Linked DNA regions of Homo sapiens: region 1 is linked to region 2. The links are chromatin contacts, found by Hi-C in ENCODE. All regions are on one chromosome and are shown on one strand. The core of a region is the stretch at or near the end of the contact, and the rest is flanking DNA. Distances in the headings are between cores, read along the strand shown.

Evidence for each region. A loop is a pair of places that touch in the nucleus more often than their neighbours do. Pooled maps may share reads with other maps.
Region 1: a loop to region 2 is called in a pooled map, with 5 times the contacts of the local background. The contact joins the enhancer-like site here to the promoter of PITPNA in region 2. A Hi-C loop is called at or near these places in 7 of 50 pooled maps.

The regions. Positions count from the first base shown.
Region 1 is chr17:1,101,459-1,105,788 of GRCh38, reverse strand. The region is part of intron 2 of ABR (ABR activator of RhoGEF and GTPase); the gene reads left to right. Among named protein-coding and RNA genes, the nearest start is that of ABR, 76 kb to the left of the region's middle. Within about 2 kb of position 1,493, at least 7 of the 41 ENCODE cell types and tissues checked have a DNase peak (open chromatin) inside an H3K27ac peak, as active enhancers do.
Region 2 is chr17:1,561,031-1,565,226 of GRCh38, reverse strand. It overlaps PITPNA (phosphatidylinositol transfer protein alpha), which reads left to right and starts at 2,435. Exons shown (of 12, transcript NM_006224.4): 1 at 2,435-2,686. The coding sequence starts at 2,667. RefSeq lists silencers at 2,263-2,542, 2,613-2,662, 3,143-3,272 and enhancers at 2,115-2,614, 3,383-3,482.

The sequences.
Region 1 (4,330 bases), core at 244-2,743, 460 kb after region 2:
ACTCAATCAGTCCTCCCACCTCAGCCTCCCCCTCACTACAGGCACATGCCACCACGTTGGGCTAATTTTTATATTTTTGTAGAGACAGGGTTTCACCATGTTGCCCATGCTAGTCTGTAACTCCTGGGCTCAAGCAATCTGCCCCTCTTGGCCTCCCAAAGTGCTGGGATTACAGGAGTGAGCCACTGAGCCCAGCCCAATTCTGTGCCAGTTTTTAATGGATCATCTGAAACATCTCTATTTCTGTTTCACCTGCCCAGGTCTCTTGTGCCTGCACATCATGCCTGTATCCCCCATTTGGATGTTTTTCTAAGTGCGGGCCCCACGTGGTGATTTGAGAAATGATCGGTGGCACCTCGATCTATATTTTGCATTTTAATGGTTAAGTATATATTTTAATATATATTAGAAAAAATATGACCTGTACATTTTTCTTACGATTTCAAATACGTGTAGGGTAAGACTGCTTTTTACAAGTCAGTTCTTGGGCGCAGTGGCTCATGCCTGTAATCCCAGCACTTTGGGAGACTGGGCGCGGTGGATCATGAGGTCAGGAGTTCAAGACCAGCCTGGCCAACATGGTGAAACCCTGTCTCTACTAAAAACACAAAAAGTATCTGGGCGTGGTGGCGTGCACCTGTAATCCCAACTACTCAGGAGGCTGAAGCAGGAGAATCACTTGAACCCGGGAGATGGAGGTTGCAGTGAGCCAAGATCCTGCCACTGCACTCCAGCCTGGGTGACACAGTGAGACTCTGTCTCAAAAAAAAAAAAAAAAAAAAAAAGTTACTGTAAAGAACAATATTGAGTAAAGAATAGTGCAGGTGGTGGTATGTGAGTATGGCAAAATTTTAAGGGTGGGATATGAACAACCAAAGTTTCAAAACATTGCCTGTGCCCTATGGTGCCTGCCTAAGACCTCAGACAGCAATAGGGAGCCCAGAATACGGGGATCCACCCTTCAGGAGAGAGGGGCCACTGGAATTTGGTCTTTGTCCCCCAGCAGTTGACCCGTCTTCTCTGTTCTAAATTCTGCCAAGGAAGCAGCTGAAAGAGACTTCCTCAGCGCCTAGCGCTGGGAGAGGAGAGGGTCTCTCGATGCCTCTACACTGCCTCAGCTGTCCTGAGACTGAGATGGGCCAGTTGTCCTGAGGTTGATGCTTGGTGTGGGTATAAGCCCCAGGCACGGCCACCCCCACCCCCAGGCCCAGTGGCATCTACTCTGAGCAGATCCTGCTGGGTACTCCTGGCAGCCAGCTGTGGCCCGTGAACTGACTTCTACCGTCTGTGAAGCCTCAGACCCTCGCTGCATGCCCTATAGCCTTGAGTCGCAGCCAGAGAGCCAGCCCTGCTTGTTGTCTTGGAGGCCAGTGCTACTGGAGAGATTGTGTCTTTGCTTGGCCTGGAACCAGATGTTTGGAGGCTTTATTTAGCCTCTCAACTCTGTGGAGGACCAGGCCTGAGCTGGCCACGCCTTATCTCTAGACATTGTTCCTACCAGAGTGACCTGACGTCTTTGGTTTGGCGGCTTCAAGCTGCCACACTGTCAGCCTAGCAGATTGTGCAGGATGCTGAGGATAAACGAACCCACCAGGACTGCATTTCACAAGTTCTGGCTGGGAGGAAGTGAGGACAGGCAGCTTCCCGGTGCTGGAGACAGGTAGGCAGCGTGGCAGAGGCTGTGGGACCTGGAACTCTTTAGAGAACTCGCTCCGGAGCATTCTAGGCACGTGGGCACCTCTCCTTCACCTTCGTATTCCCAGTGCCTGGCTCCCGGTGGGAATGGGTGAGTGAGTGGTGAGCCTGGTTTTTGATGAGACAAGAGACGCCCTGCAAAGACTGAAGAAACAATGTGAATTTCCTCATGGCTCTAAACTGGGAATTGTGGAGTCTGAGGAAAGCTGGAAAAGATGGGAGATGGAACAGGCCTTCCTTTGGTGGTGACTGAGCAACGGGTCTCCTGTTAGCCAAGTGCACCGAGGCTAATTTCCCATCCGTACGCTCTCCAACGCCTTTGCTCCAATCTCAGCCAAAACTGCAGCGTGAACGGGGCCCAGAGCAGGACTCTTGGGGCTGACTGTTGCCTCTTGAGGGAGGGTCTTCCTGAGTTGTCTTCCCATCAGAACCAGCCTTTCAAGAGTGGACTATGAATGGAAGTCTTGAGGGGAGGATCTTGCAGAAATGGGCGATTACAGGGCTTCCAGGGTCTATGCTCGTGCCAGGGGGGATGAAGCTTGTTTGTGGCTGGGGCTGCAAATCCCTTTCTTCCCCCCATCCTAGTCCAACCAGCTCTACAGTTACAGCTCACGGTGTGGCATTTGCTAAACCCTCAGGCAAAACCTTGGTTGGCAGGGAACAGGAGGGAGTGCTAGCCCCCAGCACAGGGGATGAGTTCCCATTTGTCAAGGCTGGGAAGCAGCAGGAAGACCCCTGAGGGTCTGACCTGGAGGGGCTGGAGCTGGGGGCTGTTCCAGGCTCTGATCTTGTCCCCCGGGGCTACGTGTGCTGGAGGCTGTGCAGGCCTCTGGCAGTCCCGACTCTCGGTGCCTCAGGAAGATGATAACACCTGCCAGGTTTTGAGACTCCGGTGAATTGAACCACAAAGATAGCTAAGCTCAGTTCCTGGAATTTGTGAAGCCGCCAATAAGTAACTATTGCCCTTGCCTGAAGCGTGGGGTCTGTCTTGCTTTTCTAATGCTGCTGAAACAAATCGCCACAAACTTAAGGGCTTAAAACCACACAAATTTATTCTCTTATACAGAAATCTAAAAAGGATCTCGGCCCGGCTCCATGGCTCACACCTGTAATCCCAGCACTTTGGGAGGCCGAGGCGGGCGCATCACCTGAGGTCAGGAGTTTGAGACGAGCCTGGCCAACATGGTGAAACCCCATCTCTACTAAAAATACAAAAATTAGTGGGTGTGATGGTGGACGCCTGTAATCCCAGGTACTCGGGAGGCTGAGGCAGGAGAATCGCTTGAACCTGGGAGGCAGAGGTTGCAGTGAGCTGAGATCATGCCATTGCACTCCAGCCCTGGGCGACAGAGGGAGACTTTGTCTCAATAAGTAAATACATAAATAAATAGATTAATTAAAATAAAAAGGATCTCCAGGGCTGCATTGCTTCTGGAAGCTCTAGGGCAAGCTTTTCCAGCCTGCGGCCATACGGCCCAGGACTGCTTTGAATGTGGCCCGACACAAATTTGTAAACTCTTAAAACATTATATATTTTTCTTTTAGTTCATCTGCTGTCGTTAGTGTTATTGTATTTTATGTGTGGCCCAAGACAGTCGTCTTCTTCCAGTGTGGCTCAGGGGAGCCAAAAGATCGGAAGCCCCTGCTCTAGGGGAGTGAGTTCATTTTATTGCCATTTCCAGCTTCCAAAGGCTCTCTGCATTCCTTAGCTCGTGGCCCCATCCTCTGTCTTCAAACCTACCAGTGTAGCATCTTCCAAGCAGTCCCTCACCACTACCCTGTCTCCCCGGCCCTCTCACTCCCCTTCTGTGGCCACGATGCCTCAGGGAAAGATGGCATTTTAGGCAGCAGGTAAAGAACGAACCGAAAGCTAGAGACCTTTGAAGATGAGGAGGCTGGTTCTCCTGCGTGTGGGGGAGACTGAGCGATGTCCTGGCTGTGGGAAAGACTGGAAGGGTAGGGACGGGCATCCGGGCCACTGCAGGTGGCTCATAAAGGATATGGTGGGCCCCATGTCCCAGTCTAGGGCCGAATCTTTACTTGTTTTTTAAATGTCTTTCCGGCAGGGTGCGGTGGCTCACACCTGTAATCCCAGCACTTTGGGAGGCCAAGGCGGGCGGATCACGAGGTCAGGAGATCGAGACCATCCTGGCTAACACGGTGAAATCCCGGCTCTACTAAAAATACAAAAAGTTAGCTGGGCGTGGTGGCGGGAGCCTGTAGTCCCAGCTACTCGGGAGGCTGAGGCAGGAGAATGGCGTGAACCCGGGAGGCGGAGCTTGCAGTGAGCCGAGATCGCGCCACTGCACTCTAGCCTGGGCGACAGAGCGAGACTCCGTCTCTAAAAAAAAAAAAAAAAGAAAAAATAAATGTCTTTCCCACTAGAGTCTAAGCCACTTGAGAACAGGGGCCACTGTCTGTTTCCCATGGTATCTATAGGGCCTGGTGGACATTCAGTAAATATTTATTGAATGAATAAATAAATGGACACATAGCCCAGTGGAATCCCCAAGTACTCGCGTTTTGCGGTATTCATACTCGGTCCTTGGCAAGCATCGGGCAAGGTGGCACTCTTAGGAGTTGAATCCAGCTCTGGTGTGTGGGACAGGCAGGAGGAGAGGAAGAGAGGGAGGAA
Region 2 (4,196 bases), core at 1,186-3,685:
AGAGTCTAACTCTCGCCAGGCTGGAGCGCAGTGACACGATCTTGGCTCGCTGCAACCTCTGCCTCCTGAATTCAAGTGATCCTCCTGCATTCAAGTGATCCTCCTGCCTCAGCCTCCCGAGTAGCTGGGACTACAGGCGCGTGCCACCACACCCAGCTAATTTTTGTATTTTTAGTAGAGACAGGGTTTCACCATTTCAGCCAGGATGGTCTTGATCTCTTGACCTGATGATCCGCCCGCCTCAGCCTCCCAAAGTGGTAGGATTATAGGAGTGAGCCACCGCGCCCGGCTGTGCCACATTTTCTTTATCCAGTCTGTCATTGATGGGCATTTGGGTTGGTTCCAAGTCTTTGCTATTGTGAATAGTGGTCGGCTTGTTTTTTTGAGACAGAATCTTGCTCTGTCGCCCAGGCTGGAGTGCGGTGGCATGATCTCGGCTCACTGCAACCTCTGCCTCCAGGGCTCAAGCGATTCTCCTACCTCAGCCTCCCGAGTAACTGAGACGACAGGCACATGCCACCACACTGAGCTAATTTTTGTTTTAGTAGAGATGGGGTTTTACCATGTTGGCCAGGCTGGTCTTGAACTCCTGGCCTCAAGTGATTCGCCCGCCCCAGCCTCCCAAAGTGCTGGGAATCCAGGTGTGAGGCACTCAGCCTGGCCCCCACTCTAGGATCTGATAAGTGAGCACAGTGCTCAGGGCAGTCGCGGGCCGCCAGTCACATCCTGATAGCAACACGGCCAGCTGCTCCACCCTCCCTTCCCAAGTCCCTGTCTTAGGCAGCCCACTCCCATCTCCCCTGGATGCCCCTCTAGCGTCCTGCGCTGAGTGTGAGTCCAGCACTGGAGTCATTACCTGCCCCCATGCCAGCCTGTCTTGCCTGTGTTCTCAGAGAAGACAGTACCGTCCACCCCGGCTCCCAGGCCAGAGACCTCGCTGCTTTTCTCTCCTCCTCTCAGCCAATGAGTCAACAAGTCTCACGGAGTTTACCTTCTGAGTTGCTCCTGAATCCATCCCTTCCTTTTCTTCCCTCCCACTGTCCTAGTCCACCTGCACCTGGACATCTGCAGCAGCCTCCTCGCCGGTCTCCCTGCCTACGCTCTGGCATTCCATCCCCTCTGTCCACCCAACCACTAGAGTGAGCCTTCGCCCAGGACACCCGCTCATGTCACTGCTCAGAGCCCTTACATGCCCTCCCACCGCCCTTAGGGTGGACTCCAAATACCTTATCATCGTTCACCAGGAACCCTCCCCTATTGAGCTGCTCAGCCCTGAAATGTTCTGTTCCACTCACTTGTCAGTTCTCCAAATGCACCATGCTCTCCCTCTTGCCTCCAGCCTTTGCATTCACTCTGCCTGCTATGCTCTTCTCCGAAGCCCTCTGCAGATCTGAGAATCTCTTCCTCCAGGAAGCCTTCCCTGACTACATCCCTGACGCTCAATTAGGTGCCCCTCCGTGTAATGCCGCTAAGCCTGTGTCTCATTTCTCACAGCCCTTTTCATTCTTTTTTTTTTTTTTTTTTTTGATGCAGAGTCTCGCTCTGTCGCCCCAGCTGGAGTGCAATGGTGCGATCTCGGCTCACTGCAACCTCCGCCTCCAGGGTTCAAGCGATTCTCCTGCCTCATCCTCCCGAGCAGCTGGGACTACCACCACCACGTCCACCACCACGCCCGGCTAATTTTTGTACTTTTAGTAGAGATGGGGTTTCGCCATCTGGTCTGGAACTCCTGACCTCAGGTGATGCGCCCGCCTGAGTGCTGCATTACAGGCATGATGTGCCTGGGATTACTGCCAGGAGCCACCGCGCCCGGCCTCACAGCCCTTTTCTTTTCTTTTTTTTTTTTTTGAGACGAAGTTTCACTCTTGTCCCCCAGGCTGGAGTGCAATGGCGCGATCGCGATCTCGGCTCACTGCAAACTCTGCCTCCCGGTACAAGCGATTCTCCCGCCTCAGCCTCCCGTGTAGCTGGGATTACAGGTGCGTGCCTCCACGCCCAGCTAATTTTTGTATTTTTAGTAGAGACGGGGTTTCATCATGTTGGCCAGGCTGGTCTCGAACTCCTGACCTCAGGTGATCCGCCCGCCTCGGCCTCCCAAGGTGCAAGGATTACAGGCGTGGGCCACCGCGCGCGGCTATTAATATTTTTTGAAACAACCTTTTCCTGGGTCTCAATTCCCTCAACCGGGGAGGCCCCCCAGCCAGCACCCGCGTGCATCCGTGGCGGTTCACACCGAGGACGGTGACGGACACCCTAGTCTGCTCCGCCTTCTGCCGGGTCTGGCCCCAGCCGCGGGGCCCCACCTCGGAACCGACAGCGCCGCCGCGGCCCACTTAAGGACGGGAGGGCGGGCCTGGGAAGGCTCGGCCCCGCGTGACGTCAGCGCGCACCGCGGCGTGTGACGCTCTGGTTGCCGCAGAGACGCCCCGCCCCCGCGCGGCGCTGCGGAACCGGAGCTCCGGGCGGCGTCGGCAGCGGCGCGAGAGGCGACGAGGCCCGGGCGGCAGGAGCCGGCGCGGCGACCGCGGCGAGGGCGGCGGGGACGGAGCAGAGCACGACGAAGACGCACAGGCAGCCGGGCCGGGCCGGGCCACGGGGAGAGCGGCCGGCGGGCAGCGGGCGGGAGGCCGGGCGGGCCGCGGGCAGCCACCGAGCCGCGAAGCGACATGGTGCTGCTCAAGGAGTAGTGAGTGTCCGGCGGCCGTGCGGAAGCGGGGAGGAGGGAGGGTGGGGACGGCCGCCGGGGCGACGGCGCGGCGAGGGACGCAGGGCCCGGATGGACGGAGGGGCAGCAGGGACGGAGGGTGCCTGAGGCGGGCCCAGCGGGGATGGAGGGGATCCGGGGCGGGCGGCACGTGAGGCGGGGCCCACGGGGCACGGAGGGGCGGCCGGGGCGTGGAGGGGCGGCCGGGGCGTGGAGGGGCAGCCGGGGCGTTCGGCATCTGAGCCGGGGCCCACGGGGCATGGACGGGCAGCCGGGGCATGGAGGGGCCCACGGGCACGGAGGGACAACCCGGGCGGACGGCTCCTCAGGCGCCCCGGGGGCCTCGGAGGCCCAAGTGGACCCGAGGAGAGGCCGGGGACAGCGAGGGCGAGGCCAGGCCCGAGACGGGGTCAGGGCAGGGAGAGCTGGCCCGGGACTGGGGGAGGCCGAGGGGACGCCGAGCGCTGGGAGTGCTGTGGGGTCGCTCTGCGCGGGCCGAGGGCGCGGGCTCAGCCGGGACTGCAGGCGGCGCTGAGAGGCCCCGCGGCGGCCGAGGAAGAGGCGCACCGGGGCAGGCAGGGCCTCCCGGCGGTGGGGAAAGGTGGAGGGCCGAACAGTTCACACGGAGAGCCGGGTGGATGGGTCAGAGGCTCCGCGATGGAGTTGGGATGGGGATGGGGAGGAGTGGCCGCCTTAGGCATCGGGTGAGGGGTGGTGGTAAGTGGACACAGGAGGAGGACTAGGAAGTCAGGGCCTGGCTGGGGAGACAGGTGAAGGGTCTGAGGACATGCAGAGGGGGCTGAGATGCGGGCCGGAGTAACCGTGGTGCCCAAGCAGCTGGTGCGGAAGAGGAGGCTTTTGGAACAAGCTTGGGATGACTGCTTGGGACGTGGGGAGACTTGGGCGAGGAGGCCAGAAAATGTTGGGTAGGGTCCGAAGTGGAGAAGGCCGGGAAGTTACCGGGGTCGAGGCTGGTCCGGAAAGAGAGTATGTTGGGATGAGTATACCTGCCGTTGGAGATGGGGGAGACCAGGGCAGGGCCAGCTTGTTTCTAGGGGATTCTCAGTCTTGGTGCAAAGAGATGGGGAAATTCTTTGAGGAATTGAGGGGTCCATGGAGCCGTGAACTGAGGAGAGATGGTGGAAGGGGTGGGGAGCTCTTGAGTAGTGAAGAGGGGTGCGTGGGAAACTGGTGACTTCTGGAAGGAGTTGCAGGATGACGGGTTTGCTCCTGAAATCCAGGGGACTGGGGGACAGGTGGAGATGTTTGGTGTGCTAAATCTTTCAAGTACAAGATGAGCCATCGTTGAAGCTCAGGGTTCCAAGTAAGCATCACAGGACATTTTTCTCCCCAAAGAGGAGAGATAGGATGGGTGTGTGTGTGTGTGTGCGTGTGCGTGTGTGCACAGAATTTACAGTGAAACTGCTTTCCTGGAGGGAGGGCCAGAAGCCCCAGGAGTGGGAGATGGTCAAACAGAGAGCAACTTGTGAGG